Regions from separate parts of the Homo sapiens genome. Here region 1 is linked to region 2. Evidence: chromatin contacts called from ENCODE Hi-C or POLR2A ChIA-PET data. All regions are on one chromosome and are shown on one strand. The core of a region is the stretch at or near the end of the contact, and the rest is flanking DNA. Distances in the headings are between cores, read along the strand shown. Region 1 has its middle 49 kb from the start of FZD7. Region 2 has its middle 99 kb from the start of FZD7.

What was found. Hi-C counts contacts between places; a loop is a spot of excess contacts on that map. ChIA-PET counts read pairs that join two places held with the same protein, here RNA polymerase II (POLR2A). Pooled maps may share reads with other maps.
Region 1: a loop to region 2 is called in a map of cardiac septum, with 2.1 times the contacts of the local background. The contact joins two enhancer-like sites. A Hi-C loop is called at or near these places in 1 of 168 maps with a recorded cell type or tissue (cardiac septum) and 1 of 50 pooled maps. POLR2A ChIA-PET finds 5 or more read pairs at or near these places in 4 of 52 experiments (H1, Panc1 and WTC11).

What each region holds. Positions count from the first base shown.
Region 1 is chr2:201,982,823-201,987,595 of GRCh38, forward strand. No RefSeq gene overlaps it. Among named protein-coding and RNA genes, the nearest start is that of FZD7, 49 kb to the right of the region's middle. Within about 2 kb of position 2,474, at least 3 of the 41 ENCODE cell types and tissues checked have a DNase peak (open chromatin) inside an H3K27ac peak, as active enhancers do.
Region 2 is chr2:201,931,953-201,936,786 of GRCh38, forward strand. No RefSeq gene overlaps it. Among named protein-coding and RNA genes, the nearest start is that of FZD7, 99 kb to the right of the region's middle. Within about 2 kb of position 1,904, at least 3 of the 41 ENCODE cell types and tissues checked have a DNase peak (open chromatin) inside an H3K27ac peak, as active enhancers do.

The DNA.
Region 1 (4,773 bases), core at 1,224-3,723, 51 kb after region 2:
TAGATACTGGAGCTTGTGGAAATGTTTTATAAAAGGTAACAGGTTGGCTGGGCACAGTGGCTCACGCCTGTAATCCCAGCACTTTGGGAGGCCGAGGCGGGTGGATCACGAGGTGAGGAGATCAAGACCACCCTGGCTAACACGGTGAAACCCCGTCTCTACTAAATATATATAAAAAAAAAAATTAGCCGGGTGTGGTGGTGGGTGCCTGTAGTCCCAGCTACTTGGGAGGCTGAGGCAGGAGAATGGTGTGAACCCGGGAGGCAGAGCTTGCAGTGAGCCGAGATGGCGCCACTGCACTGCAGCCTGGGTGACAGAGCGAGACTCCATCTCAAAAAAAAAAAAAAAAAAAAAAAAAAGGTAACAGGTTGTACAGATAAAATGTATCATGAAAGATGCCTCCCATGCCACTCATTTTTCCTTTGTCTATTGAAAAGATCACAGAAGCAATGGTGGTGGATGTTGGGAATGTTTGTGCTGGCTTTACAAATGTTGGGTTCTCTTTTAATTAAGACCTGTCTTTTCTTTTCTTCGGATGGGAGAGAGCCTGGCCTGCCTTAACGGCCTCCAGACCTGCATATGTTACTGCTGCCAGTGGAAGACAAAACCCAAAAGGAGAGAGAGGGAAAAAATAAATCTTTTGGTTTTGCAGCTAAATAGCCCAAAACACAGCTAGCAAAGTTCCATAAAGGTTTGGCATTCACCAACACACAGTGGAAACAAAGCTGACCCCTCCCCTGGCCATGCCCTCTGACCCCACGGCCAGGAATACTTCTGCTGTCAGCCTGGGGAGCTGGCTTCAGGGTTTTCCTTGGGGGCTGTTTGCCTTTGGGGGTTGGGGAGGGAGTATTTTAGTACCAGCCCCCATTCCCAACTGGCAGGGGGAGTTTACTGATTAATATTCATGAGCAATATTTTGTGCCTGCTGCAGTTTCTCATGCAAGGTGGGTTTTGAGGGAGGAATATATTACGGAAATCACCCTCCTGCCACCACCTTTGGAAATACAGGACCCAAGTCCCAAATTGTAAATATTTAACACGGGGAACCTCCTTTCCTTCTGTCTCCCCACCGCCACCCCTTACCCTCTCCCTGTATACATTAAACTCATTCTTTCCGTTTAACAAGGGCCACTGTGTTTCTTCCCAGCTCTGTTCAGTTGGAACCTTGGGTCTGTGTCCATAGAGTCACATAAAATGTCCATAAATCCCTTCAGCCACAGGACACAATTGATGGTAATTCTTTGCCGTTAAAGTTGTCACTGGCCACAGCCCCAGAGCTGGGAAATGCGTTCTATCTGCTCCGTCAGATCCAGCCCTGTGCAGTCAGTCAAGGACCCCCAGTCCTTAGCCCCCAACCCGCAGCCCCTGGAGATGAACCCAAGAAAAAATAGAAAACAGTAAGAAGAATGCTGAGGTGATTTCCATTGATTTGGGGTGGGAGGGGGTATTCCTTCTTTCCCACACTCAGCGCCCTCATGGCTGGAATATCCTACCAGTGGGAATATTCTAATTGGCAGCAGGTGGAGACAGAAAGAGCAGGGAAACCAGGAAGTGGAGAGCACAGGTTTAGGACACATCTTTGACTGAAGTTTTATCTCATCAGTAAAATGAAAGAAAGGAGACTTGCCATCTCTACCATGTGGGAACATGGGGAGGATGGAAGGCAAGAGGGACTTTCGAGGAACTTTGTGCAACAGCTGCACAGCCTTGGCTTCCGAGGTCTTCATTTGATTGTAGTGGTTGTTGCCAACTGCATGACAATAATAAAACAAGGGTAATGCAGATTCAGAGATGGAGGTGGACTGTACGGGACTCCTCCCATGAGCAGAGGGCCTTTGATGAGGCCCTCAGCTGGATCATCTCATTTAACTCCCACATTAGCCTTGTGGACTAGGTACTTATCCCCCTTCAGAGATTAGGAAACAGGCCCAGCAAGGCCAAGGAACTTGCTCAAGGCCACAAGACAAGGCAGTGGTGGAGCCAGGCCTTGAACCTGGCTTTCTTGTGTGACCTTGGACAAGCTATTTCAGATCTCTGAGTCTCAGTGTCCTCATCTGCAAAAATTAAGGGGCTATGCAGGATGCAAGCTCCCCCAGGCCGAGAATACTGGAGCACCATTGTCGACAATCTACCTGAGCCTGTAACAACAGGCCATGGTCCACATTCCACCAGGGGAGACCCTGAGCCAATGTCTGTGGGGTGGATGAACTGAAGGCTGGGTCAGTCCAGGCGCAGGCATGCTCTGTGTAGGGCCCTCACTGGTTGCCTCTCCCAGGGCCGGCATCTTCTGTCGGTCACAGCAGAGACCCTGCCAGTGGGATCCATGTCCAGTGGCAGGAAAGCTTCTCAGGCGAGAGGCTACAGGCTACAGAGCAAGCCAGATGGACACGGCTTTTCCCAAACAAAGAAAATATTCTCCCTGGCACCCAGCCTCCCTGGCTCTGCAAGCAAACCAAGAAGAAAAGCCACCCTGTAGCCTGCTGACAGACAGCACGGTGGCAGCCAGCCAGCCCTGTGCCCACATCGCTCAATCAGCCCATTCTCCTCGCATCCTCCCTGGGGCGCTGCTCTAGTCCTCTTGTGGGGCCTCACAGAAAGGAAGTTGGGCAGAAGCAGATTGAGGCAGCCTTGCTCTCAGTCGAACCTCTCCAAAAGGCAGTTTAAAAGGCTTGATTCTGTGGGAGTTGCTGGGGATGCTCCAAAACCGGAATGGCTTCAGAGCCTCCAGAAAGATTTCCTGTCTCACCCTCACCCCCGCTGCCTGCCCTTCCCAGAATATGAGCAGCACATATTCCGGAAAGCCCACGCTGACAAGTGCGATTACCTTCCAAGCTGTTGTAGCGTACCAGTGGGGAGAGTCCTGTTGAGGTTAGAGGAGAGGAACCTCACCTCCAGCTGAGTCTCTTGCCACAACCTTTAGGGCAGGCCTCAGCAACTCTCAGCCTCAGTTTCCTTCAGGGTGAAAATGAGGCCCAATCCGATTTGTGACCAGCTTGACTGTGGGAGTAGCTCAGAGACTTCAGCACATATAACCAGGTACAACGTGACACGGGGCCGCACAGACCTGTATTTGTACCGGAAAAAAATTTTCTATTTATCTACTCTTGTCTGATGCCAATCTCGTGACCTATGAACGCCTGCTCTGAGTTCCTGAGACCCAGAACAGGGACAGCCTCAGCCACCATTTTACCTGGCCTGATCCAAATTAGAGAAATTGCCTTTCTTTTTTAAACTCCAGAGAACCTGTTTCCTGCAACAGCTGGTACATGAACTGCATGTGTAAGATATTGAGCCCTGTGGGCCCCCGGGACCCCAGTGATTAAAGTGCCAGGGCAATGCTGAGTCTTCACCAACAACCAGAGTGACTGGGTGGTTACTCAGCCACAGTAGAGTCAGGGCTTGTCACTGAATGCTCTGCTTCCTTGTATGTGATATAGAATCTTCTCTCTGAAGACAAAGAATAAAACAGAGGTGCTAGAATGTTTCCTCAGCTTCCTCCCAATCATATCTGCTTGCTTCTAGGCAACCCCTATTTCCTTTATTAACTAATGGCAGGAAAAATTTATTACCAGCTGGAATCCAAGGACTTAAAGGCACTGTTGACCTGAAAAAGCATTTCTGGGGATATGAGGACAGCTGGAGTCTGAGAAGTGGCGCCGACATAGATGACCTTAAGTGAGTCACACAAGCTTCTCTGCTTCATTTTCTCCACCTGTGAGGAGTTGCACCACCTTAGCTCTTACCAGTGATAGAGGAGCACGTGAAATACCAGCGCACACACGTGGGCAATAAACAGAAGACCCTATTGGGGGTTTTCAGGGATATTTTAAAGCTGTTTTCATTTGAAAACTGACAATGAGGATATTATGGTTTGTGCCCACTTTAAATGGATTTGGTAGCCAGGCACAGTGGCTCAGGCCTGTAATCCCAGCACTTTGGGAAGCCAAGGCAGGTGGATCCCTTGAGTACAGGAGTTTGAGACCAGCCTGGGCAATATGGTGGAACCCCATCTCTACTAAAAATACAACAATTAGCCCGGGGGTGGTGGCTCACCCCTGTAATCCCAGGACTTTGGGAGGTGAAGGCGGGCGGATCACCTGAGGTCAGGAGTTCGAGACCAGCCTGGCCAACACAGTGAAACCCTGACTCTGCTAAAAATACAAAAATTAGCCAGGCGTGGTCACATGCACCTGTAATCCCAGCTACTCAGGAGGCTGAGGCACGAGAATTGCTTGAACCTGGGACGCAGAGGTTGCAGTGAGCCGAGACCACGCCACGGCACTCTAGCCTGGGCAACAGAGCGAGACTCCATCTCAAAAAAAAAAAAAAATTAGCCCAGGTTGGTGCATGCCTGTAATCCCAGCTACTTGGGAGACTGAGATGGGAGACTGCTTTGAGCCCAGAAGGTAGAGGTTGCAGTGAGCCAAGACTGCGCCACTGCACTCCAGCCTGGGCGACAGAGTGGGACCCTGTCTCAAACAATAATAATAATAATTTAAAAAATTAATGGATTTGGTAAAAGTAAGTCAGGTAATTTTCCTGAACTAGGCGCCATTTATGAGGCCCAGAATGCTTCACAGACCAAACTACCCCACCATGAGACTATCACTCCCCACTCCCTCTCCATGCAATCACACTTCCCCACCACCACGACTGTGTAGTCTTCAGACATAGCAGCTGGCTTTGAGTGGTTTTCCAGATCAGTGATGGTTCTGTGCAAATCCATTCATCTCTCCTTAAGTGGTCTCCTTGGAGGCCACAGTCATGTTTGGT
Region 2 (4,834 bases), core at 654-3,153:
TAGATGCAGATGAGGCTGCCGACTTGTTCCCAGAGGGCACATGTGCCACAGCCTTTCTAGCAGGTGAGGTGTTGATGCAGATTCAGACACACTCCTGCCCTCTCTCCCTTGTGTTTATGAGATGCCTCCCAGAGGACTGAGCGGAGTCTGGGAGGCTAAATCATCAGCCGGCAGGGCTAAACCTGTGGCTAATTTATTCTGAGCTAGCCAGAAAGCACGAAACTAACTGAATCATCCATCGTGACTACATTACAGAATAGGGCAGCACTTTCCAACATTCCTCACGCCATGGCACACGGAGAAAATAATAATACAACATAAGACACCCCAGGGCAAACAAATGAAGTTGTTTGCAACTAACCAAGTGGCTCCAGCCACTCCAGTCCTTGCCTGGGCAGCCAGTGGCTGAAGGGCTAATATTTTGTGCCATTTATTGGGAGGTCTAGTGTAGAGCAAAATGGTTAGGGCAGAGTAGTGCCAGGTGAGAGAGGGCTCTGAAGATAGAGGGCTTGGATTTGAGTCCTGGCTCTGTCACTTATGACCTTGGATGAGACCCTTAATCTCTCCTTGCCTCAGTTTCTTCACAGATGTAATGGGCTTAGTAACAGGACCTACTTCAAGGGCCTGTTCTGAGGATTAAGTGAGTTAATCCATGTCAAGTGCTTAGAAGAGTGTCTGGCACAGAACAAACACTGAGTAAATGGCAACTGCTGCTGTTACTGCTGTATCAGCTCCAGAGACCCAGGGCTGGCTTCCCAGCAGGGAAGCGCAGGCACAAACGGAATAACACTCCAAATCCAATTAGAAGTCGTAGTCAGATGATTCATTGCTTTCCCCAAATCTGTGCCTCTTCTGTTCTCTTCTCTCACCCTCTTTCTTTCTCCCCTTCCCTAATGTGGCTGTGGATGCCTCAGAAGCAATAGTAAAAGAGGAAAGAGAGTTGATCTGGGAGTGGGAATGCACATCCCAATTCTAGTTCTTTCACTCTCTAGTGGGCTGCTGGGCAAGTCACCTCACCTCTCTGCCCCTCCAGCTCCTCATGGGTTCAGTGGTTGACCAGATGACTGAAAAGGTCTTTTTCTGCTTTGATGTGTCATGGTTGGTACAGAATTACATGCTATGGAGTGCATGCATGCCTGTGTGTGTGTGTGTGCGTGTGTGTGTAGGGAGGCATGCGGGGATGGCTATGTCTGGTGCCTAAAACCGCAGCACTGATGTCCAGAATGATTAATACAAGTTAATGTTTTCTATGAATCAAAACCCTCCAACACATCCCCACCTGCACTCAGAACACACCTTCAATTTGCCAGCGTTGCCCTCCAATTGCTGCATTCTAAATTGGAGTCTTTTCTACCTAAAGAATAAATCCATAAATATGTCTCCTAGGTAACATCTTGTTAGCCCCATTACTCAAAGCTCTTGAAAATAATAAAACTGCATTTCTTTATTAAAATATGAATTCAGACATTTCACTTAGGCATCTCACCCAATTAACCTGAATTAGTAAAGTATGTTCACATTTCTGCACACATGAGGGCATTGGATAAATGCATACAGACTTATATTTATCCATAGAAAATGCATGTTTTAAAAAGCCATTTCCCAGCATCTGCGGTTATTCTTTCCTATCTCGATTTTACTTAGAGGTAGTTATAACATGTTCATCCTTCATGTTATTAAAAATTAATACTTTAGCCCAAATAGTCACTCATGAATAACAGCCAGAGCAACATCTCAATTTCATCCTGATCCTGACAAGAACTACCTCCCACCTTCCCGGTATGAGAATTCTCTCCCCTTTTCTTTCTCCCCCACCCTCCAGAGAGGATGCTCCTCTGAAGCCATTTCTCACACTCCCCGGAAGCCAGCTGTCCTGCTCTTGCAAAGTCACTGAAGAATGTCCTGGCACAGTGAGGAGGAGGCTCGGGCAGAGCCGGGTAGCCTGAAGGATTTGGCAGAACAAAGCCCCACCAAGCAGGACCCTGCGGTTTCATTTTGTTTTCACTGACATAATGCCCTTCCTCTGTGAAGCCCAGCTCAGGCCTGTGTGAGACAGACTTTCCTGAGGTTTGGATACCTACCACAGGCTCAAGTGACTGCCGGTCTGTCCAACGGCTGGGGCGATGTTTTTGAAGCTTTAGAGAGAGCTCTGACCTGCTTCCTACTAATGGAAGGGCTGACAGCCTGGAGCAGAGCCAGGTCCAACAACTGGGCATCCTCACAGCCTTCATATGTCAGGCTGTGGGGGGCCCAGGGCTGGCAGCAATAGCTGTCATGGGCCTGCATCCTGGAGGAAGAGAGGGAGGGCAAGATGAATGTGGCCAGGACTTTGATTGCCTGCCGCCTTTGACAAATGACAACGGTTAGGAGAAAGAGTTCACCAGGAAAAACAAAATGCAACTCACAGGGCAGCCCTGGAGCCCTTTGAGGAGAGGTACATTTTGTCTCCCCTGGTGGCACAGCCATTGTCCAAGGCAGAGAGAAGCAGGCCCCTGAGTGTGGCGTGGCCCAACCAAGCTTCCCTATGACTTGATTCCTGTGGTAGGCTGAATAAAGGCCCCCAAAGATACCCAGATCCTAATCCCTGGAACGTGTGAGTGTTACTGTTGGCAGCAGCAAATCGGAACAGGTCTCTGTTCTGTTCTGTTCAGGTTCTCTCATCAACCTCAATTCTTGCCTTCTCGGAGGAAAAAATTCAACGAGGGGGCGTAAGGGAAAGTAAAAGACAGAAGCAAGTTTTTGAGCAGGAGTGAAAGTTTATTAAAAAGTTTTAGAGTAGGAATGAAATGAAGTAAAGTACACTTGGAAGAGGGCCAAGTAGGCAACTCGAGCGATTCAACTGCACTGTTTGATCTGTGACTTGCGGCTTTATACGTTGGCACATGTATTAGTCCGTTTTCACACTGCTGATAAAGACATACCTGAGACTGGATACTTTATAAAGAAAAAGAGGTTTAATGGACTCACAGTTCTGTGTGGCTGGGGAGACCTCACATTCATGGCAGAAGGTGAAAGACACGTCTTACAGGGTGGCAGGCAAGAGAGAATGAGAGCCAAGTGAAAGGGGAAACCCCTTATAAAACCATCAGCTCTTATGAGACTTATTCACTACCATGAGAACATTATGGGGGAAACTGCCCCCCACGATTCAATTATCTCCCACAAGTCCCTCCCACAACACGTGGGAATTATGGGAGCTACAATTCAAGATGCGATTTGGGTGGGGACACGGCCAAACCATATCAGCATGCTTCCGGGGTCTGCACTCCTTCTCCCCTGATTCTTCCCTTGGGGTGGGCTGTCCGCATGTACAGTGGCTGGCCAGCACTTGGGAAGGGCTGCATGCACAGTGTGTTCACTGAAGTTGTATGCATGCTCACTTGAGGCATTCTTCCCTTACCAGTCAGGTGTAGAGGAAGGTCACATACCAGTTAAACTCCGCCATTTTGCCTCTTAGTGCACATGCTCAAGTCCACTCACCCAACTCCTGAGATCTTCCTGCTGATCACCCACTTCAGGTGTTTTCTTTCTAATGGAAAATTGCCTTTTCTTAGTGCTGGCTGTGACTAATTATTATTTTAGAGAGACAGTTTAACAACTGCCTGACCATCACCTAATGGTTACCTGACATTCCTGGTTGGGGTGGGGGCCCTATCTTTTCCTGCTCATCCCTGCCTGCCTACCTACTGTAACATTATCTCATCTCGCAAAAGGGACTTAATAGAGATGATTAAGTTAAGGATCTCGAAATGGGGAGATTATCCTGAACTTGTCTGAGTGAGCCTTGTATGTAATCACAAGTGTCCTTATAAGAGGAAAACAGAGGGAGATGTGGCTACAGAAGTGATGGCGATAGGAGGCCTGAAGCAGAGCTTGGAGTCATGCGCTTTAAAAATGGAGGAAGAGGCCACAAGCCAAGGAATAAAGGCAACCACTGGAAACTGAAAAAGGCAAGGAAACGGCTTCTCCCCTAGCACCTCCAGAAGGAACTAGCCCTGCTGACGCCTTGACTTTAGCACACTGAAACTAATTTCAGATTTCCTGTCTCCAGAAGTGTGACAGTATAAATTTGTATTCCTGCAAGTCACTAAATTTGTGGTCATTTGTTATAGCAGCCACAGAAAACTCAGATGGTTCCCAAGTGCAGGAGATGCCCTAGTTGCAGGGCTGCCGTTTATGGCAGAGAGACTCCTGAGAGACAAAAGGGAGCACCAGTGCACCTCTAGGCAGTTATTCCCACAGATTGTGCATCTCTGGCCAATGCTAGGAGTGGCAAGGGCTGGGATGAGGAGGGAAAGCAATAGACATTTACTGAGCATCTGCTATGTGCTGATATATCATGTTCATAATTCTAATTTAACCCTTGCAGCAACCTTATAAGGCAGATGCTAGTACTCTGTTTTCTGATGAAGATGGTGAGCTCAGAGACTCCTGATCACCTGCCCAAGGTCGCACAGTTGGTCAGCAGCTGTTCCTCTAGGAAAGTTTACTTGGGGCTTCCCTTCATCCCTGCTCTATATATCCCTTCCTTATGGATCCCCCAAAGTGAGAGATTGGGTGAGGCAGTTCTTATAGCTCCAGTTCCAAGGAGTTCATTTATTCATTGTCCTATTCATTCATTCACTAAATATTTAGCCAGTACTTCCCATATGTTAGGTCCTATGCTATGGGAATCAGGGCTCATCCTGTCTCAGATCACTTACAAACCAGGAACAGACTTTACAAAACAAATTATGCCGGCATTTCCCTCTAAAAGTCCACCACCCACCTCGGACAAGGACGTTGGCACAGAGGGTCATGCACAGTCCACAATGAGAATTCTTTTATTTTATCA